Regions from separate parts of the Homo sapiens genome. Here region 1 is linked to region 2. The links are chromatin loops, found by intact Hi-C in ENCODE. Cell type or tissue: GM12878. All regions are shown on one strand. Links, peaks and the distances in the headings refer to the core of each region. The heading gives the core; the rest is flanking DNA. Region 1 overlaps MIR4280HG (MIR4280 host gene). Region 2 overlaps LINC01949 (long intergenic non-protein coding RNA 1949).

Region 1 (10,665 bases), core at 1,637-9,636, 150 kb before region 2:
GCTGGTATAAACAAACCTACTGTGCTGCCAGTCATGTAATAGCATAGCACATACAGTATGGACAGTACATAACACCTGATAATAAATGACTGTGTTATTGGTTTATATATTTACTATGCTAAACTTATCATTACTTTAGAGTGTATTTCTTCCGCTTATTAAAAAATAAGTTTAAGTGGATAACAGCCTCAGGCTGATCCTTCAGAAGGAATGCCTTCCAGAAAAACGCATTTATTTAGGAATGCTTTCCAGGAAAAGGCATTTTTGTCATAGGAGAAAAATCTATGGGTCATAACATAGGACATGACAGTTTCATGCGGGCTATTGCCCCTGAAGGCCTTCCAGGACCTTCTACATGAAGGGGTTATTGCCCCCGGAAGGCCTTCAGGGGCAATATGTTCCAGGACAACATGAAGGTCCCGGAAGGCCTTCAGGGGCAATATGTCCCAGGACAACAGGTAGAAGTGGTAAACAGTGGTATTTTCCACCAGCATAGGCCCAGGCCAAGATGTGTGTTTGTGTCTACATTTTTAGCAAAATAGTTATAAAATAAAAGAAAATTAAAAATAGAAAAGGTACGTGGAATAGGGATGTCAAGATACAAAGGATATAAAGAAAATATTTTTGTACAGCTGCACAATGTATTTGTGTTTAAGTGTTATTATGAAATAGTCAAAAGGTTTAAAACCATTTAAAAGTTTATAAACTAAAAAAGTTACAGTAAGCTAAGGTTATTAAAGAAAGAAAACTTTTTAAATAAATTTAGAGTTACCTAAACGTACATTGTTTATAAAGTTTACAGTAGCGTACAATAATGTCCTAGGCCTTCACATTCACTCACTCACTCACACCATTCACTCACTACTCACTCAGGGAGTGACTCATCCAGAGCAACTTGCAGTCCTGCAAGCTCTGTTCATGGTAAGTGCCCTAAACAGGTGGACCACTTTAAAAACCTTTTGTATCATATTTTTACTATGCCTTTTCTATGTTTAGATACACAAATACTATTGTATTATAATTACCTATAGTATTGAATTCTATATTACAATTATATACTGTATTACAATTAACTATGGTATAGTACCATTACTATTGTAATACAGTACATAATTGTAATATAGTATTCAGTACTATACGTAATTGTAATACAATAGTATTTGTGTATTTAAACACAGAAAAGGTATAGTAAAATGCTGTACCTTTTTATTAATATGTCGTACAGGTTTGTAGCCTAGGAGCAATAGGCTATACCATATAGCCTATATGTGTATAGACTATGCCATCTAGGTTTATGTAAATATACTCTATGATACTCATACAAAAATGAAATTGCCTAATGACTAATTTCTCAGAACATATTCCCCATCATTAAGTGATCCATTACTCTCTCTATATATAGTACAAAACTATATGTACTCTATATATATACTGCTTAAGTATATAGTACACAGTCATGTATCACTTAATGATGGGATATATATCATCATATGTATATACAGATGGCCCCCAGTGATAATGATTTAACTTATAATTTTTTGACTTTTTGATGATACAAAAGCAATGTTTATTCAGTAGAAACTCTACTTCAAGTACCCATACAATCATTCTGATTTTCACTTTCAGAACAGTATTCAATAAATTATATGAGATATTAGAATAGGCTTTGTGTTAGATTATTTTGCCCAACTGTAGACTAATTTAAGTGTTCTAAGCACATTTATGGTAGGCTAGGATGAGCTAGGATGTTTGATATGTTAGGTGTATTATTTTTTAAGATGGAGTCTCGCTCTGTTGCCCATGCTGGAGTGCAGTGGTATGATCTCGGCTCACTGCAACCTCACCTCCTGGATGCAAGCGATTCTCCTGCCTCAGCCTCCTGAGTAGCTGGGATTACAGGTGTGCATAATCACACCTGGCTAATTTTTGTATTTTTAGTAGAGATGGGGTTTCAGCATGTTGGTCAGGCTGGTCTCAAACTCCTGACCTCGTGATCTGCCCACCTCGGCCTCCCAAAGTGCTGGGATTACAGGTGTGAGCCACTGCGCCTGGCCATTAGGTGTGTTAAATGCATTTTCCTCTTACAATATTTTCAACGTAGGATAAATTTATTGGGATGCAGTCCCATCATAAGTGGAGGAGCATCTGTATATAGGATTGAGTGTCTAGGTAACGTTTCAGGAAGCACACAGGAAGATCTAATTGGTGTGTAAGCAAAGGATAGTAGCCAAGACATCCTGAATCCCCTGAAACAACTCATTCAAAATAAGAGAAATAGGAATGAGTATAGTATGTGTGAAGAGACAATGAGTGAAATTAATCTGGGCAAATTAGACTGCATAGATTAGGGAGCAATGAAAAATAAATCTATATAGGTCAGGTAGTCTCCGTCTTGTGTACATAGCCAAAAACTTGAAATTGATCTCAATACAACATTATAGGTTCTATAAGAGGAGCTGACACAATGGAAGACATGTTTTAGGACACTATGCAGGTTAGGTTTAGAAAAGGATGACTTAAGTCATGCATATTAGCCATAAGGCTAAATCAAATATTCAGACATGTTGTCATAAAGATATGACCAATAGGACACTTGAAAAGGAAATGAAAGGGTAAATTTGAGAAACACTGAAAAAGGAGGAAACCCAAGTCCCTAATAGACTGGATATGGAAGAGTAAAAGAACACATGAAAAGTGACTCCAACAATCCTTTCAAAATAGAGATGCCTACAGAATACTACCAGAACCTACTGAGAGAAATGGAGAGGTTGAGAAATGTGGCCTTGGATAAGAATGGGGTGGGACTTTATTTTTTTATTTACTATAATTTAAAGCAATGACTATGAGCACTCAATACTTCCCTAAATCGCCATCAATGGAAAAAAAAAAAAAAAACATTCTAGTTCTGAGGAGCTTTTAATGTAGTTTGCCAAAAACGCAATGCATACTGTTAAATGAAATGAAAAGAAACAAAACTAAATGTGAAAACTGTGATAATGAATTAAATGCTGGTTTTTCTTAATCACTGATATAACCTAAAATAAAGGACTAAGACAGGAAATGGGGGCAGTGGATTAAAATGTCACAAATGGAAAGCAGGATGCTGAATCTTGAGTTATGCATTGAGAGATTAGAGATAGAGAAGGAAGAACTGAGGTGGAGCCAGCCAGAGCAGAATCTGCTGAGCTATCACAGTGGGCCATGTGGCTAGGGAAGCTATGCAAGTAAATCTTAAGTGAAAGGAACAAGCAGTGGAAAAAAGCCTGCCTTAAAGCGAGATTTGCAACAACCAATCCTAGAATCACAAACTAGCGAATAGAGGCTACCTTGCAGTACTACTTTTCTTGTTTGCTAACACAAGTATTATCTTATACTTACTATGTGCTTACTCTAGTACTATTCTCCATAGAGATGGAGGTCTTGTCAACACTTTCTGTACTATTTTTTAAAATAATTACTGTATTCAACACTTTCCCTTGAGAAATGCCACTTGTTTGAGTTGCTATAGAAAGTTGTACACTTAAGAAAAAAATGTAATAAACTATAAGCGGGTAGAATTCTACTTTGAAACCTACACAGTTCTCTAAGTGGGGTGAGAGGAATAAAGGTAGTGGAGAACAAAGTACTTTCAAAAATTTGACCTACTCCCTGTAATCCCAGCACTTTGGGAGGCCGAGGCAGGCGGATCATTTGAGGTGAGGAGTTCAAGACTAGCCTGGCCAACATGGTAAAACCCTATTTCTACTAAAAATACAAAAATTATCCAGGTGGTGGTGGCACACACCTGTAATCCCAACTACTCAGGAGGCTGAGGCAGGAGAATCACTTGAGCTTGGGAGGCAGAAGTTGCAGTGAGCCAAGATTGTACCACTGCACTCCCGCCTGGGCGACAGAATGAAACTCCATCTCAAAAAAAAAAAAAAAAAAAAAGAAAACATTTAAGCTATTGTGCAAACCAGCACAGAAATAGAATTCTACAAAGTGAAAGGAATGAGCACATAGTTAATCAATAAAGGTGATGAGTTCTGCAAAACATAGAGTAGAGCTTCAGTACTAATATTTCAGGTTTGACAATAGCTAGTAACAATGTGGTCTCCACTGGAATACACAAATTAACTTTTTTAGTATTGTAGAGTGTATCACAATGTTTATGTTTGGAAAGTGCCTGAGTTCAAATCCTGGCTTCTCTACTCATTACTTTAAAGACAAGAAATTTATGTAATTGCTCTCTGTTTTCATCTGTGAAATGGAGGAAATATTATTATCTGCCTCATCTAGTTATTTTTAGGATTAAGATACTATTTGTGAATCACTTAGCACATTGACTGGCCCATAGCAGGAGCTTATTAAGTACAGTATAATTGCTATTAGGAGAATTTTTTTCTTCCCTGCCTAAATAAGGACTACTGGCAAATACCCAATTAATATTATTTCTGAAATGTAAATGATATGTATAGTAATATGTCCTTTGATTACTGGATTGCCAGTCACTGATATTTTGAGGTTCTTTCTAATTTCCTCTTTCAATCCCTTAGAAAGACTTTTTAGGCCTTATAGAGATTTAACATTTCCTTCAAACCATGAGTTGTTTGGCTATAATATATTCTACAAGTTTAACTGAGCACCTGCCATATTCCAGGAACTAAAGCAGTAATATTGCTTTACATATAATTTTTCTACATGTACCAAAACAACAAATTCCTTGGTAATAACCAAAAAGTTAATTTAAAATTAAAATGAATGGTTTAAAGAATGCAACTAAAAACTATAAAACTTTGTAAGACATTATTATCTCTTTCATTGTCAAGACACAAATTTACCTATTTAGATTTCTTTTAATAATATGTATGGAATTTCAGGTTATAACATCATAGCACCAACAAATAGATTATTACAGTGATATGTGTCTTAAGCAGTAAGACTGTATTGCATCAAGGAATTTCGCATATGTGGAAATATAAGCCACATAGGTCCATAATTTAAGAAATATCGAGACATTTATCAGTGCTTCCTTTCACCAGTATGACATTGTGCTATTGTTTGCATGTAAAATTATCAGCCACTAACAGTTTGAAAAACCCTTTCAGTTGTATCCAACAAAGAATTCCGTTGGAAAAGAAATGACATGCAAAGAATGTTCAGTATATATTGGATAGTAAGATGTAGGAATGAGAAAGTGTGGAAATGCATGAACTGTGATATATTTCCTTATTTATTCCTGTCACTTAAATTCCCCAACTATTCTCTCAAACTTAATAACAAAACATATCCTGACCTTTAACAACTTTCAAGGCTGAAATGTTAACCAACATTTTGCAAAATTCTTTAAACACTTCCTCTGGAAAACACACAGCTCAAAGTGCTAAAATTGTCTTCTATAATAACCACAACAGGATCGTAACAAACCTGCTTTTAAAAACCAAATAAAGTCTTCCGTGGGGGCGGTTCACCACTTCCCCTTTTTCAACATGCAGGAACTAATTTAGCTGAGAAGATAAAAGCAAGAGCTGCCTACATATGTACAAGGAAACTAGATCCTAGAACATAAAATTCCTCAGGGGCAGGGTGGTCTGGGCAGTTTTCAGTAAAAAGAGCTTTCTCTGACTTAGAATGTCACAAATGGAAGGAAAGGAGTCAGAAACATGTATGTATTTGCATTGAAGCAGACAGAAGAAGGGACAGAGGCACCCAAAACTACTTTCAGTTGTAACTATTTATGTGTTTTCCAATTATGTAATTTTATGCCCATTTTCAATTTAATGTCAATATAAAGATACTTAAGAATTCAAGACTAAGATGAAAGGCTACTCTCAAACCACCACAGTATCAGAAAAGTAAAGAGCCTAGAGTTTCTGTCAGAGGACCATACCCTCCCCTCCTTTCATAGGAAGAACTCATGAAATACTATCTCTTCCATAAACCCTTCACTCTTTCAGAAAGGTAGTCATTTATTACCATCCTAGGAGGTCTAAACATGCATGTAGGATGTGGTCTTCTCACCAGAAATCCCATAAAGTACATTCAGTTTGTTACTCATGTATAACTTCCCAACTTCATTTTTGTACTTATTCAACTTACTGGTTATCTACTTGATTATACGTCTGTGGGATATATTCAATGGACTCTGGTATATTATAAACTGCAAGAGTATAGGGCACAAGCCTCATTAGCTCAACATGTATATTTGCTAACAGTATCTTCATGTAATAAATGTTCTGTAGTTTTTAATATAATGACAAGAATAGAGGGATATACAAATACATAAAGGGTAGACTCTGGCCATCCATCCATCGCTCTTACTGAGAGGTTTTATGAGATTATCACCCAACAGCATGTGTCCCATCAGTTTTTCTATAGACTTTAAAAATTTTTTTTGCAAATATATGAGAGTCAAAAGCAATAAGTACTATTATCCTTTAAATACAAGAAAAAAATGTGCTCAAAATGTGTCTTCATTAGTGATGCTTACATGTTTGAATACTATTTGGTGACATTATTTACTCCTCTATTACTGTCACACAAATTATTTTTGAAAGGTGAAATTTAAGTACCAAATTAGGAGAAAATGTACATGCAAAATTTGATCATGTGAGAACATACATGCCTAGGCAGAAATAGGAAGTCAATTATGTATATAGTATGAATTTTCCCCTTTCTTAAAATTCCATATATATTCAGAACCCATGACTTCTTATTGACATATCAATGTAATATATCATCATATTTTCCTTCTATCTTCTTCATAAAATTTTTTCTGTACTGGATTCCATTGTATCAAATCATTGGGTTTTTTATCTATATATTTAATTTCCTCAGTACTCACTCTATAGAAATACATTTGTCTTTTAATTGGTGTTTTAGGGCATAATTTCTTAACCCAAGAAATTCTGGAATCTTTCAAACTGTGTCAGCTTTCTGTTACTGATATATCTATTTGGCTTTAGATATGAGTGTATGGCTTGCCTAAGTATTTTTGTACAGGTAAAAAAAGTGAAGAAAAAAAACACAATCAATTGGTTGTTTTATGCAGCTAAACAGCCACTTCAACTCTCCCATTCTGATAAAGGGGGTCATAAATTGTGACCCTCCACAATTTAAAACATGACAAAATCAGACTATTTTATTTGGTCTTAACATTTTTATTGTCTTGGCTACATCAATATCAATGACAATGAGAAAAATTGGGCAATTCTTTTCTTTCCCCAGTCTCATTCCTTCCCTGTTGTTGGAGGGAGACTTGCAGAGAAGTAAAGAACTGTCAACTTGGGCACCTTCCAGGGCTATAAAAGGGACCACCCATTAAAGCATAATGTTCTCCCTCTCTCATTCTGGTAAATTCTAAGCAAGAGAAAACACTTTCTACTCTGCACAAAAACAGGTCTTGCTGTTTTTTTAAATGGCCGCAAATTTTCCCTCTCCCCACATCCGTGTTTTTTTCTCGTAACTTTGTATATCCTCCCATTAATAGAGGTAGCCTTTTTCTCCACCCCTTAAATCTAGGTTGGCTGTTTGACTTGCGTTACTCAAGGATACTTACTTCAGCAAGTGACACAAGGAGAGGGTTGAAAAGTGCTTGCACTTTGGGACTTGCCTTCTGGTTGTTCTGGGAACCCATCAGCTGCCATGTATATAAGTCCTTCTGAATAAGCATGCTGGAGGCTGAGAATAGGCTTGCTGGAGGATGGGATGTGAACAGTTGTGCTAGCTGATGAGAGACATGTCACCTAGGCTGTCCTATCACCCCACATAACAAGGAGCTAACTACCTGACATGTGAAACTGTGCCCCAATCAAGCTGACAACTGACATCAGACACAGAAGTGAGAACCCATAAGCTGCAATCAGGAGCAAAGTGACCAGATAATCCCAGCCCAAATCACCAACACACAGAATCATAAGCTAAATAAACAGCTGTTTTAAGCCACTAAGTTTTGTTCTAGTTTGTAATTCAGTAAAAGCCTACTGGTACACTGACTCCACAGGAAGGAAACTGGGATTTGTTTATTAAAGAAAATTTATTTTTCAATATGGGTTTGAACTTTGCTACTCCTGATTGTTAATATTTGTCTTTGGGAGAGGTACATATGTTTGCTCTCAGGATGTTATAGTTTAATAAATGTCTGTAGTTCACATTTCCTTAATTGTCTAAAAGAAAATTCAGCATGGAAGAGGGTGGTTCCAAGATGGCCAAATAGGAACAGCTCCACTCTACAGCTCCCAACGTGAGCAACGCAGAAGATGTGTGATTTCTGCATTTCCAACTGAGGTACCGGGTTCATCTCACTGGGGCTTGTCAGACAGTGGGTGTAGGACAGTGGGTGCAGCCCAGTGAGCATGAGCGAAAGCAGGATGAGGCATCGCCTCACTTGGGAAGTGCAAGGGGTCAGAGAATTCCCTTTCCTAGCCAAGGGAAGCTGTGACAGATGGCACCTGGAAAATCGGGTCACTCCCACCCTAATACTGCACTTTTCCAACAGTCTTAGCAAACAGCACACCAGGAGATTATATCCTGCGCCTGGTTCAGAGGGTCCCATGCCCACAGATCCTCACTCATTGCTAGCACAGCAGTCTGAGATCAAACTGCAAGGCGGCAGCAAGCCTGGGTGAGGGGCATCCGCCATTGCTGAGGCTTGAGTAGGTAAACAAAGCGTCCAGGAAGCTTGAACTGGGTGGAGCCCACCGCAGCTCAAGGAGGACTGCCTGCCTCTGTAGACTCCACCTCTGGGGGCAGGGCATAGCCAAACAAAAGGGAGCAGAAACCTCTGCAGACTTAAATGTCCCTGTCTGACAGCTTTGAGGAGAGTAGTGGTTCTCCCAGCACGGAGTTTGAGATCTGAAAACAGTCAGACTGCCTCCTCAAGTGGTCCCTGACCCCCAAGTAGCCTAACTGGGAGGCACCCTCCAGTAGGGGCAGACTGACACCTCACATGGCCGGGTACCCCTCTGAGACGAAGCTTCCAGAGGAACGATCAGGCAGCAACATTTGATGTTCAGCAATATTTGCTGTTCTGCAGCCTCCACTGCTGGTACCCAGGCAAACAGTGTCTGGAGTGGACCTCCAGCAAACTCCAACAGATCTGCAGCTGAGGATCCTGACTGTTAGAAGGAAAACTAACAAACAAAAAGGACATCCACACCAAAACCCCATCTGTACGTCACCATCATCAAAGACCAAAGGTAGATAAAACCACAAAGATGGGGAAAAAACAGAGCAGAAAAGCTGAAAATTCTAAAAATCAGAGCACCTCTCCCCCTCCAAAGGAATGCAGCTCCTCACCAGCAACAGAACAAAGCTGGATGGAGAATGACTTTGACGAGTTGAGAGAAGACTTCAGTCTATCAAACCTCTCCGAGCTAAAGGAGGAAGTTCGAAACCATCACAAAGAAGCTAAAAACCTTGAAAAAAGATTAGATGAATGGCTAACTAGAATAACCAGTGTAGAGAAGTCCTTAAATGACCAGATGGAGCTGAAAACCATGACGTGAGAACTACATGATGAATGCACAAGCTTCAGTAGCCGATTCGATCAACTGGAAGAAAGGGTATCAGTGATTGAAGATCAAATGAATAAGATGAAACAAGAAGAGAAGTTTAGAGAAAAAAGAGGAAAAAGAAATGAACAAAGCCTCCAAGAAATATGGGACTATGTGAAAAGACCAAATCTACGTCTGATTGGTGTACCTGAAAGTGACGGAGAGAATTGAACCAAGCTGGAAAACACTCTGCAGGATATTATCCAGGAGTACTTCCCCAACCTAGCAAGGCAGGCCAACATTCAAATCAGGAAATACAGAGAATGCCACAAAGATATTCCCGAGAAGAGCAACTCCAAGATACATAATTGTCAGATTCACCAAAGTTGAAATGAAAGAAAAAATGTTAAGGGCAGTCAGAGAGAAAGGTCGGGTTATCCACAAAGGGAAGCCCATCAGAATAACAGTGGATCTCTTGGCAGAAACTCTACAAGCCAGAAGAGAATGGTGGCCAATATTCAACATTCTTAAAGAAAAGAATTTTCAACCCAGAATTTCATATCCAGCCAAATCAAGCTTCGTTAGTGAAGGAGAAATAAAATCCTTTACAGACAAGCAAATGCTGAAAGATTTTGTCACCACCAGGCCTGCTCTGCAAGAGCTCCTGAAGAAAGCATTAAACATGGAAAGGAACAACTGGTACCAGCCACTGCAAAAACATGCCAAACTGTAAAGATCTTCGATGCTAGGAAGCAACTGCATCAACTAATGAGCAAAATAACCAGCTAACATCATGACAGTATCAAATTCATACATAACAATATTAACCTTAAATGTAAATGGGCTAAATGCTCCAATTAAAAGACACAGACTGGCAAATTGGATAAAGAGTCAAGAGCCATCAGTGTGCTCTATTCAGGAGACCCATCTCAGGTGGAGAGACACACATAGGCTCAAAATAAACGGATGAAGGAAGATCTACCAAGCAAATGGAAAACAAAAAAAGGCAGGGGTTGCGATCCTAGTCTCTGATAAAATAGACTTTAAACCAACAAAGATCAAAATTGACAAAGAAGGCCATTACATAGTGGTAAAGGGATCAATTCAACAAGAAGAGCTAACTATCCTAAATATATATGCACCCAATACAGGAGTACCCAGATTCATAAAGCAAGTCCTTAGAGACCTACAG
Region 2 (10,665 bases), core at 779-8,778:
AAAGAGAATAACTTTACGATGGAGAAATCTAACAAACACCACCTCAGCCAGGTAATCAAGGTTAACATTAGCAACAATAATCATGTTGACAGCATGCACTCCTGATACATGATGAGAATGGCACTTTATCTCTGTAGTCTTTCTCCCCAAAACTTATAACCCCAGTATAGTCATAAGAAAAACTACATACAAACCCACTGAAAGACATTCTAAAAAATACCTAACCAGTACTCCTTAAAACTCTAAAGGTCATCTATAACAAAGAAAATCTGGGAAACTATCACAGCCAAAAGAAGCTTAAGAAGACATTACAACTAAATGCAATGTAATATCCTGGGTAAGATTATGAAATAGAAAAGAAATTAGGTAAAAACCAAGGAGGTATGAATGAAGTATGAACTTTAGTTAATAATAATGCATCAGTGTTGTTTGATTAGTTCTGCCAGATATACCATACTAATGTTAAGATGCTAATAACAGGAAAAACTGCATGAAGGATAAAAGAGATTTCTCTATTCTCTTTGCAATTTTCGGTAAATATAAATCCCTTAAATAAAAAAGTTTATTTTTAAAATGACAGAAATATTCTAGAGGAAGAAACATTTTATGCAAGATTTTAAAGGAAATAATAACTGGGTTAGTGATTAATTAGATAAAGCAGATGAAAACTAATGAATGAGTCATAGATTATGCCAAAGTTTTAGGCCTCTATTGTCAGGAGAATGTAATGCAGTGACAAAGAGAAAGCTTGCTGGTGGTTGGGCAAATAAGTTTGGGACACAACAAATTTGAGACAAAAATGGATAATCCAAGTGTAAACATAATCAGCAGTTGGTGATAAAGAATTGGATGTTGGGTGAACGTTTGTAAATGGAAATGTGGATGTAGATTTAGTCAATCAGTAAACATATATGGAATCACTACTTAAAGAGCTCTGTGTGGAGTAGGGAAAGGAAATGTATACTAAAATGCAAACCAAGGCATATGTCTATATAAAAATAACAAAAAACCGTGAATGTGCTTAAATAAGAACTATCTAAGAGTTCAGTAGACAGAGGCTCCTCCATGCACACTTTGTCTGTGTGAGTGAAATCAGTAATGAAAAGATGATGATGTGTCCCCCCAAAATTCATATGCTGAGGCCTTAATTCCCAATATTGCTGTATCTGGAGGTGGGGCCTCTAAGAAGTAATTAAAGTTAGATGAGGTAAGGAGTATGGAGTCGTAATCTTCTAAGATTAGTGTCTTCATAAGAAGAGACACCAGAAACCCCCCTTCCCCTTCCCTCACTGCAAGGTGCACACACCAAGAAAAAAGGCCGTGAGGTATATGGAGAATGTAGCCAGGAAGGGAGACCTCCCCAGACACCAAAATGGCCAGAACCTTGATCTTGGAATTTCCAGCTTCCAGACTGAGAGAAAATTAATTTATGTTGTTTAAGCCACCCAGCCTGTGGTATTTTGTTTTTGCATCCTGACTGCCTAATACAGATGGTTACCAGAGGGTAAACTGAAAAAATGTGAATAGTGAGAGCATAAAGTAAGACAAGGAAAAAGAAGCCTTCTTTTGTTTGTTCATAAATATTCAAAATTTATCTTGTGCCAGACATTGTACTAGATCCCAAGGTTAGGATAATGAACATGATACAATCTCTACCTGCATAGAACTTACATTTTTGGCATGTCACAAACAAGAAATAATAGAAAAGCCAAATACAGATCATGAGAAGTGGTATGAATGAAGATGAAAGAAGGAAGACGAAATAAAGAATAATTATATTCAGTGCAAGTGGGTCTTGAGCAGTCAATTAAGAACTCTGAGGAGATAGTATTTAGGCTGAGACCTGAAGGATGAAAATGAGCTAGCTATGCAAAAATACTTAAGAGCTTTGCAGACAAAGAGAACAGGAAGTGCAAATGCCTTGGCATCAGAAAGCACCTTGGGAATTTGAAAAACAGAAGAGAGGCCAATTGGATTGCCATAAAATAATTAAGGGAGAATATAAAGGGTAGAAGGTAACATTGTATAGGTATACAGGAGCCACATCATCCAGACAGGCCATTGTAAGAAGAATGGACATATTCTAAGGACAATGAGAAACCACTGAATTAATCTAAGAAAAAAATGATTCCTGATTCATGTTTCTAAGTGATTACTGATTGCTATGTGAAGACAAATTTTTTTTGGAGAAGGGCAAGAGAAGAAGCAAAGAAATCTATTTCACATAGTACAGAAAGAGATTGTAGTGAATTAATTTTGAATGGTGGTATGTAGATAGAGGGAAGTGGTAAAACCTGAGATATTTTTTGGTGGTAGAAAAAAATGAACTGGATGATGAATTGGATGTAGGGAATTGCAGAAAGAGAAAAATTAAAGCTGATACCTGAGTGTTATTTTAGAAAATGGATGAATAAGGGTGCCATATACTGAGATGAGAGAGAGTTGCAAATAACTAGGTTTGTGAAGAAAGTCAAAAGCTCAGTTTGGGTCATTGGGCTAGAAATTAATTTTGAAAACCATGAGTGTATACAGTACAAGTTACTTAAATCCATGAGACTAAATAAGATCACTTAGGGAGAAAGCTCTGATAGAATTGAAAAGAGACTAGCTCTGAGGCTTGGCAAAGAGAGAAGGAGTAACAGTGAGGTAAGAGGAAAACCAGGACGATGATGTCACAGAGCCAAGGGAAGAAAGGCTTTAAGGAGAGTGTTTTGCTGGGTCTAATGCTGCCAAGGCATCAAATGAGGTAGGAAGAGAGGAGTTGGGTTTGGCAATGCAGAGACTGTGGGAGACCTTGACAAAGGTCCACCTCACTGCAGAGGTGGAAACAGAAGCTACATTAGAATGGGGTGAATAATTAATTGGAAGAAAGAAAGTGGTGATAGTGAACATTGATAACATGTTTAAGATGTTAAATAGAAGAATTAAAAGTAATAGGGCAGTATCCAGAAAATAAGATGGAATCAACAGAAGTGTGTTTACTTTTTTTTTTTTTTAACATGGGGCATGTCAGATACGTTAATAGGTATGATCTAACAGAAAGGGTGAGAGTGATGCTGCTAGATAGAGGAGCAGAGGAGCAAATACTCCTAGTCCATGACAAGCAAGAGGGGATTAAATCCAGAGAAAAATAGGAAGATTTGCATTTGATAATGGCAGAGATATTTCCTTCACTGTAACAAAAAGGACAAAGTTTCTGTTTGGTTAGATTTCGTGTGGGAAGATGAGGGAGTTTACCTTCAATGTTTTCTATTTTCTTTTCCCTTTTCTTTCTTTTTTTTCTTCTGCTTCTTCTTTTTTTTTTTTTTTTTTTTTTTTTTTTTTTTTTTTTTTGAGACAAGGTATCACTTTGCTGCACAGGTTGAAGTACAGTGGTACAGTCATGGCTCACTGTAGCCTTCACAAACCCAGTCATTTGGACTCCTAGGTTCAGGCAATCCTCCTGCCTCAGCCTCCAGAGTAGCTGGGACTATAGGCATGCTTCACCATGCCTGGCTAATTTTTTTTTTTTTAAATAGGGACATGATCATGCTATGTTGACCAGGCAGGTCTGGAACTCCTAGGCTCAAGCAATCTTCCCACTTTAGCCTCCCAAAATGCTGGGATCACAGGCTTGAGTCACTGTGCCCAGCGGATACCTTCTGTTTTCTCAGTTAAGCAGGGAAGGTGTGTGAAGGGTGAAGTGCAGGTTTTCAACTGTCATCTGAGAAAGTCAAAAGCAAATCTGCTAGAAAAACATACAAGAATGGTAGGCAGTATTGAATGGCTAGTTGAAGTTTTTGTGATGAATTTCAAGTGTTATCAGTCACCCTAGTATTTTCTACCAATGTTAAGCTACTGAAGTTCAAACAAGGAAAACAGTAGTTTGCAGATTACAATAGGGCTAAAGAACTGCAGCAATGGAAGACTCAGGTAAATGAATTAGAAGAACAGGAGGTGATGGTCATAAAGTAGGATGCTTCAAATAAAGAATTACCAGGTGGTTTCATTAGTGGTGATAAGTTCCAGTGGTCTTGTGATAGGTGGCAAAGGTGGGATAGAGGAAAACATTGAAAGAGGAGAGGTCAAGGAATAGAGAAGCTAAAGTTCAGAGTGTTTCTTCTACATGGTTCTTGGAATCACTAAGAACAATGACAGGAATGAAGATGTACAGGAAGGCAGTGAGTCAGTAGTTGAAGTATTAAGTGAATGAAGAGAAATGATTAGGAAGGTAGATAGGAATTACCGCCAAGAAGTCATGGGTAGTAAAACCGGATAGGAAAACACAGAGTACTTGATCAGCTAAGATTGGAAGGATATTGTCCTAAAGACAATGTATCATGGCTCTTTATATATATATATTTGTTTATATTTATATATAATATATGATATATATTTATATATAATACATATTTATATATAAATATGTATTTTAAATATATTTATTTATATTATATATATCATATATATTCAGTTACATACATATGTGACTATGAATAACTCTACAATGTGTTTTCATTTTTTAATCATATGCTCTTATCAATCAAGGATTCTGAGCATATAATATTTATAAATCACAAATATGCTACTCTGCAGATAGTTATTACAAAAGAAATTTTATAGGATTAAATATATACATCAAATAAACTAAGCCTAATATTTCAAACATCTTTACTCTCACTAGAAAATTATTAATCATTTTATAATTGAAAATACTTTATTTTTAAAAACCTTGATTTAAACTTTGGAATCAAGTGATTTGAAAGTCCGGTACTAAGTTTAGTTTACATCAGTACATGATTTTAATGATTTTCCTAACTGAAAAAGAAACCTCACAAAAACATTTGTGTGCAAATGAAATGTATCTCTGGCTGTGTTTACCAAATTCTGATACTCATTTTTTAATCCTACTTAGCAACTATACAAAAGTTTTCATAACTTTCATATAATAAATATCAATTTATCCTGATGTCACTAAACTTTTCTATAAACTAATAAAAAGTTATAATATTCTTATGTAATAAATGAATTTAAAACTCACTGAATTCTTTATGTGAAAGATTTAGAATAAATTAGAAAAATCTTGTTAGGCATGCTGATAAGGGGATTTTAAAGAAGCTGTAATAATTTTTAGCTGTATCACTTAAAAATGGAAAATTTTTCAGTTTATATTCAAAATGCCCTTTTCATAGCACAAATTTCTTTCAAAAACAAGATACTTTTTAATAATTGCTAAAATACTATTTTTTTTATCTGTGAGAGATTAAATATAAGGACTGTTTTTGTTGTTTGAGACAGGATCTGGCTCTGTTGCCCAGGCAACAGTTGTGCAGTGATACAATCTTGGCTCACTGAAACCTCTACCTCTTGGGCTCAGGCAATCTTCCCACGGCTCACTGAAACCTCTACCTCTTGGGCTCAGGCAATCTTCCCACGGCTCACTGAAACCTCTACCTCTTGGGCTCAGGCAATCTTCCCACCTCAGTTTCCTAAGCAGCTGGGACTACAGGCGTGCACCACCACACCTGGCTAGTTTTTATATTTTTGGTAGAGATGAGGTTTCGCCACATTACCCAGGCTGATCTCAAACTCCCAAGCTCAAAGGATCCACCCGCCTGAATCTCCCAAAATGCTGGGATTACAGGTGTAAGCCACTGTGCCTGGCCAAGGTTTTTTGTTGTTGTTGTTGTTTGGTTTGTTTGTTTGTTTTTCTTTCTATAAAGCTGCTTGGTAAAATACATACTTAGAACAATTGGGTTTTTTGTGTGTGATGGAAAATGACTCACACATCTTGGCCTCACTAGTCTTTGGGGACTCTGTGTACTTATTCCAACAGCCATTGCAGCAACATACAGGTATGTGTGACTTGTGTGACTTCACAAGGTACAAACTGCTAGCACCTCTCCTCCCATCCTGGGATTCTCTTTTAATGCTAAGGCATAAGATGCCACCACATGATTCCTTGGCATTCACATATGTACAAGTCCAAAATGTGGGAGAATCAAAGCTCCATGGGGTGAAACTTTGTATTAGTTAGGGTTTTCCAGAGAAACAGGACTATTAGGTTGGTGTAAAAGTAATTGCGGTTTTTGCCATTACTTTTAGTGGTAAAACCACAATTACTTTTGCACCAACCTATAATAGGGGTGTGTGTGTGCATGTGTGTACACATAAAGAGAGATGTATTATAAGAAATTAGTAAGAAATTAGCTCATGAGATTATGCTAAGATGTCCTATGTTCTGCCATTTACCTGGAGACCCAGGAAAGCCATTGTGGTATTGTGAAATATATATCTGGTCTTCTTCCCTGTTTCCTGGCATACAGATACTAAAACCCTTAGAATTTCAGAAATGATGGATTATCTTTTGTATGTTAATGAGATAACCAGTAGGTGTGGAACCCTAGATAGCTTCAGGATGGGAGCTGGTTGCCAGAAAGACCAAGACATAATTAGAGGATTGAGACTTTCAGCCCTAACCTATGGAGAAGGGAGAGGGGCTGAAGATTGAGTTGGCCATCAACAATGGCCAATGATATAATCAATCATGCCTATGCAATGAAGCCACCATAAAAACTCAAAAAGGCAGAGTTTGGAACAGCTTCTGGGTAGCTGAACATGTGAAAGTTTCTGGAAAGTAATGTGCCAGTGAGAGCATGAAAGCTCCATGTCCCTTCTTCCATACTTTAATCTATACACTTTTCCATCTGGTTGTTCATCTGTATTTTTTATAATGTCCTTCATAATAAGTGGGTAAATGTAAGTGTCTCCCTGAGTTATGTGAGAACCTCTAGTAAGTTAACAGAAACTGAGAAGGAGAGTCATGGGAACCCTGATTTATGGCTGCTCTGTCGGAAGCACAGGCCACAACCTGGGGCTTGCAGTTGGCATCTGAAGTGGAGGACACTCTTGGGGGACTGAGCACTCAACCTGTGGGGTCTGATGTTATCTCCAGGTACACAGTGTTAGGATTGAATTGAACTACACGACACCCAGCTTGTGTCTGCTGGAGGAGTGCTTGCTTGGTGTGTGGAGAGATAACCTCACACATCTGGCCTCTGAAGTGTTGGATTGAGTATGTTAGTACAGAGTCTGAAAAACATTTGGGTTTGTTTTTCCCATGTATTATAGCCAGAAATGTAGTTCTGGAAAGCTGATGGTGCCAATTTCAGGGTAGGTCTGAAGACCTGAGAACCAGGAGCACTCAGGGAAAAGATTGATGCCTCAGCTCAAGCAGTCACACAGAGAGCAAATTCAACCTTCCTCTACCTTTTTGTTCTATTCAGGCCCTCAACAGACTGCATGATGCCCATCCACACTGGGAAGAACAATCTGCTTTACTTGATCTACTGATTTAAATGCTAATCTCTTCTAGAAATAACTTCACAGGCACCTCTAATAATGTTTTACCATGTATCTGGACATCCGGTATCCCAGTTAGGTTGACACATAAAATTAATAATCACAAGTTTTGGCCAAGAGAAGAAGGCCAGAAGATTATTACTTCCCCATTTCTCCTCCCAAGGGACTCTCCTGGGAAGATGAAGTCACTTATAAAGCCTCTAAGAAGATGGCCACATGAGACTGAGCCATGGCATTTGACACTAGTAGCGGCATTCTGGTTAATGCAGCTTTGTATTGGCTCTCTCTCTCATTTCTTGCCACATTCTTGTTTTGCTTCATCCTGGGCCTAAGGATTGCATTACAGATGAGGATATAACATATAATCCTTCCCCTCAGTCTCTAAACCCAAGTTAATAGAAATACTTTTTCCTGAGGTAAAGAATGAACCCCTTATTGTATAAAATATGCTCATGGTAACACCTCCTCAAATTACAAAGTATTTCAGGTAACATAGGAGATATACAGCAGGTCCTCCTGGTATATGATTCAATGTCATTTTGTTACAATGTTGATGAGAAAAAAAATGTATTCCTGGCTGAGGTCACTATCTGTGTAGAGTCTGCCTGCGTGTTCTCCCCATGTCTGTGTGGGTTTTCTCTGGGTACTCTGGTTCCTTCCCACATCCCAGTGATGTGCACATTAGGTTAATTGGCACATCTAAATTGTCCTGGTCTGAGTGAGCGTGGATGTGAACGTGCTCTGCGATGGGATGGTGTCCTCTCCAGGGCTGGTTCCTGCCTTGAGCACTGAGCTGCCAGGAAAGGCTCCAGCTACCGGCAACCCTGAACTGGAATAAGCAGGTAAATAATTATCTTACTTGTTTTTATTAACTTTAAATGTATGTGTAGCTCACATTTATTTCAATGTTTATTATTAGAAGTGTTTTGGTCTTTATTTAGAAGTTTGGTGGGTTTTGTGACCAGAAATATGCTATAGATACTTAACTTTGGTTTATATTTATCCTATGGTAAAATCGGTTTTGCTGTACACTGTTTTGGTTCAAGTCAGTTTCCAAGAACCTACTGACAATGTTAGTGAGGACGTACTATAATCATCTGATCCATTTAACCAAGTACATTTAATTGCAATATGTGGTAACATAATTTTACATAAATGTGGTGCCAGTGTAAAATCTTCCAGTGTAAATCCTGTGTGGGATTTGTTTCTTAGGCATACCTTACATATTGTATATAAAATGGGACCATCAGACAAAAAAGCCTGATTTTGTCAGTATCAATTAATATATTAAACACAAGTAAAGCTTAATATCTCTGTCTCTCTACCTAGCTATATTTAGAATTGACTTGCATGCCTTCTTGGGAGTATACATCCCCATTTTGGAGACAGGTGTTCTAGAAGCTTCACAGTCAATGCCTATATGGCAACAATTCCCTCCGTAGTAGTGGTGAAGTCATGAGACATCAATGTCCTACATGAAAGAGATAGTTATAGCCCAATAGATGGGGAAAATAATATAAATTTAGAGAACTAATTTTAATCACCTCCTAGGAAGATAGAGTGCAAAGCTTTTTGAAGCAAAGACCCCTCTCTCACAGTATGTGTTAATTTCTTATTCAGCATTTAGGTGTAAATTGTTCATTTTGAAATAAATTGTTCTATCAAATGACCTGGGTATCATCTACCACTAATTTTATCTTTTAAGTATAGCTATTAATCATAAGCTTTAATTCAAAATATTTAGCACTATACATGTTTTTATCAGAGATCTATTTAAATTTTACTTACTCTATGCAAAGGTGTAAGAATGATACAATGGAATTTGGGGACTCAGGGGAAAGAGTGGGAGGGGAGTGAGGAGACTACACATTGGATACAGTGTACACTGCTCAGGTGATGGGTGCACCAAAATCTCAGAAATCACCACTAAAGAACTTGTTCATGTAACCAAACACCACCTGTTCCCCCAAAACCTATTGAGATAAAATTTAAAAATTATACTTCCTGCAACAGATATGAGTTATCTCCAACCTAAATCATTTCCATTTTAGCATTTAAACTGAAGTTTTCTGTTTTACAAAAAGTAGGACTGTTATTGTACAAATTTTAATTTCCTTAATTATGTATAAAATATATTTTTAAAACAGTAGAATTAATATATCTTTAATTCATAATACTTTTCACAGATATTTGGGGAAGTTTCTTTCAGGAAACAGCCAAAATTCTAACTGCCACATATTGGCTAATAGTCGAAAAATCATAGTTTGAGTAAATACTGTTGTTTGAGGTTATAATTTAAATGCCAGTTATAAATAAGTGTATTAAAAACTTCAATGTCTAATTTGAAACAATTGTATATAAAAAGATCACATTTCAACCACAATCTCCAATTAGAAGATATATTGTGTAGATCTTTTTTTATAATTCTACACAAAAATACAACAAAAAAGAAAACTACAGGCTAATATCCCTGATGAACATAGATGCAAAAAATCTCAACAATATATTAGAAAACTGAATCTACCAACATATCAAAAAGATTATACATGATCGAGTTGGATTTTTATTGTCATTTTTTTAGATGGGGTCTTAATATGTTCCCCAAGTTGGTCTCTTACTATGTTCCCTAAGTTGGTCTCAAACTCCTGGGCTCAAGCAATCCTCCCACGTCAGGAGTGGGAGGATTGTTGCAACTACACATATTGCATCTACAGGCATGTGCCACTGAGCCTGGCTTCAAGTTCAAGTGGGATTTATCCCAAGGATGCAAGGATGGTTCAAAACATGCAAGTCAATAATCGTGATATATCACATCAACAGAATGAAGAATTAAAAAAATGATCATTTCAATAGATGCAGAAAAAGCATTTCATAATATTCAATATCACTTAATGATAAAAACTTTCAACAAATTAGGCATAGAAGGAAAGCACCTCAACACAATAAAAGCCATATATGACAAACCCACAGCTAACATACTGAATGGGGAAAAGATGGAAGCTTTTCCTCTAAAAACTGGAATAAGACAAGGATGCCCACTTTCACTACTCTTATTCAACATAGTATTGAAGTCTTAATTAGATCACTTAGGCAAGAGAAAGAAATAAAAGCCATTCAGACTGGAAAGGAAGAAGTCAAACTGTCCCTGTTTGCGGATAACATGATCTTATATATAGATAATGCTAAAGATGACCAAAAAACTCTTAGAGCTGATAAACAAATTCGGTAAAGCTGCAAAATACAAAATCAGCGTACAAAAATCAGTAGCATTTCCATTTATAATTATACCTACCCAAAAAAGTCTAGGAATAAATTTAATAAAGG

The links. Hi-C counts contacts between places; a loop is a spot of excess contacts. Peaks named below come from ENCODE experiments on the same cell type or tissue, not always from the same donor. Only the 100,000 strongest peaks of a DNase experiment are listed, where the experiment ranks them.
Region 1: it touches region 2 in a loop (4-fold over the local background); 3 of 110 quality-filtered maps call a loop at or near these places.

What each region holds. Positions count from the first base shown.
Region 1 is chr5:87,076,255-87,086,919 of GRCh38, forward strand. The region is part of intron 1 of MIR4280HG (MIR4280 host gene); the gene reads right to left. Among named protein-coding and RNA genes, the nearest start is that of MIR4280, 33 kb to the right of the region's middle. RefSeq lists an enhancer at 7,667-7,716. In GM12878, for the core only: no CTCF peak of the experiment used is centred there; a DNase peak (open chromatin) is centred at 5,457; H3K4me3 peaks cover 974 bases; H3K27ac peaks cover 1,994 bases.
Region 2 is chr5:87,225,812-87,236,476 of GRCh38, forward strand. All of the region lies in intron 2 of LINC01949 (long intergenic non-protein coding RNA 1949), which reads right to left. The region is part of intron 2 of LOC101929380 (a long non-coding RNA gene); the gene reads left to right. Among named protein-coding and RNA genes, the nearest start is that of LINC01949, 8.1 kb to the right of the region's middle. RefSeq lists an enhancer at 5,268-5,637. In GM12878, for the core only: no CTCF peak of the experiment used is centred there; a DNase peak (open chromatin) is centred at 5,490; H3K27ac peaks cover 3,443 bases.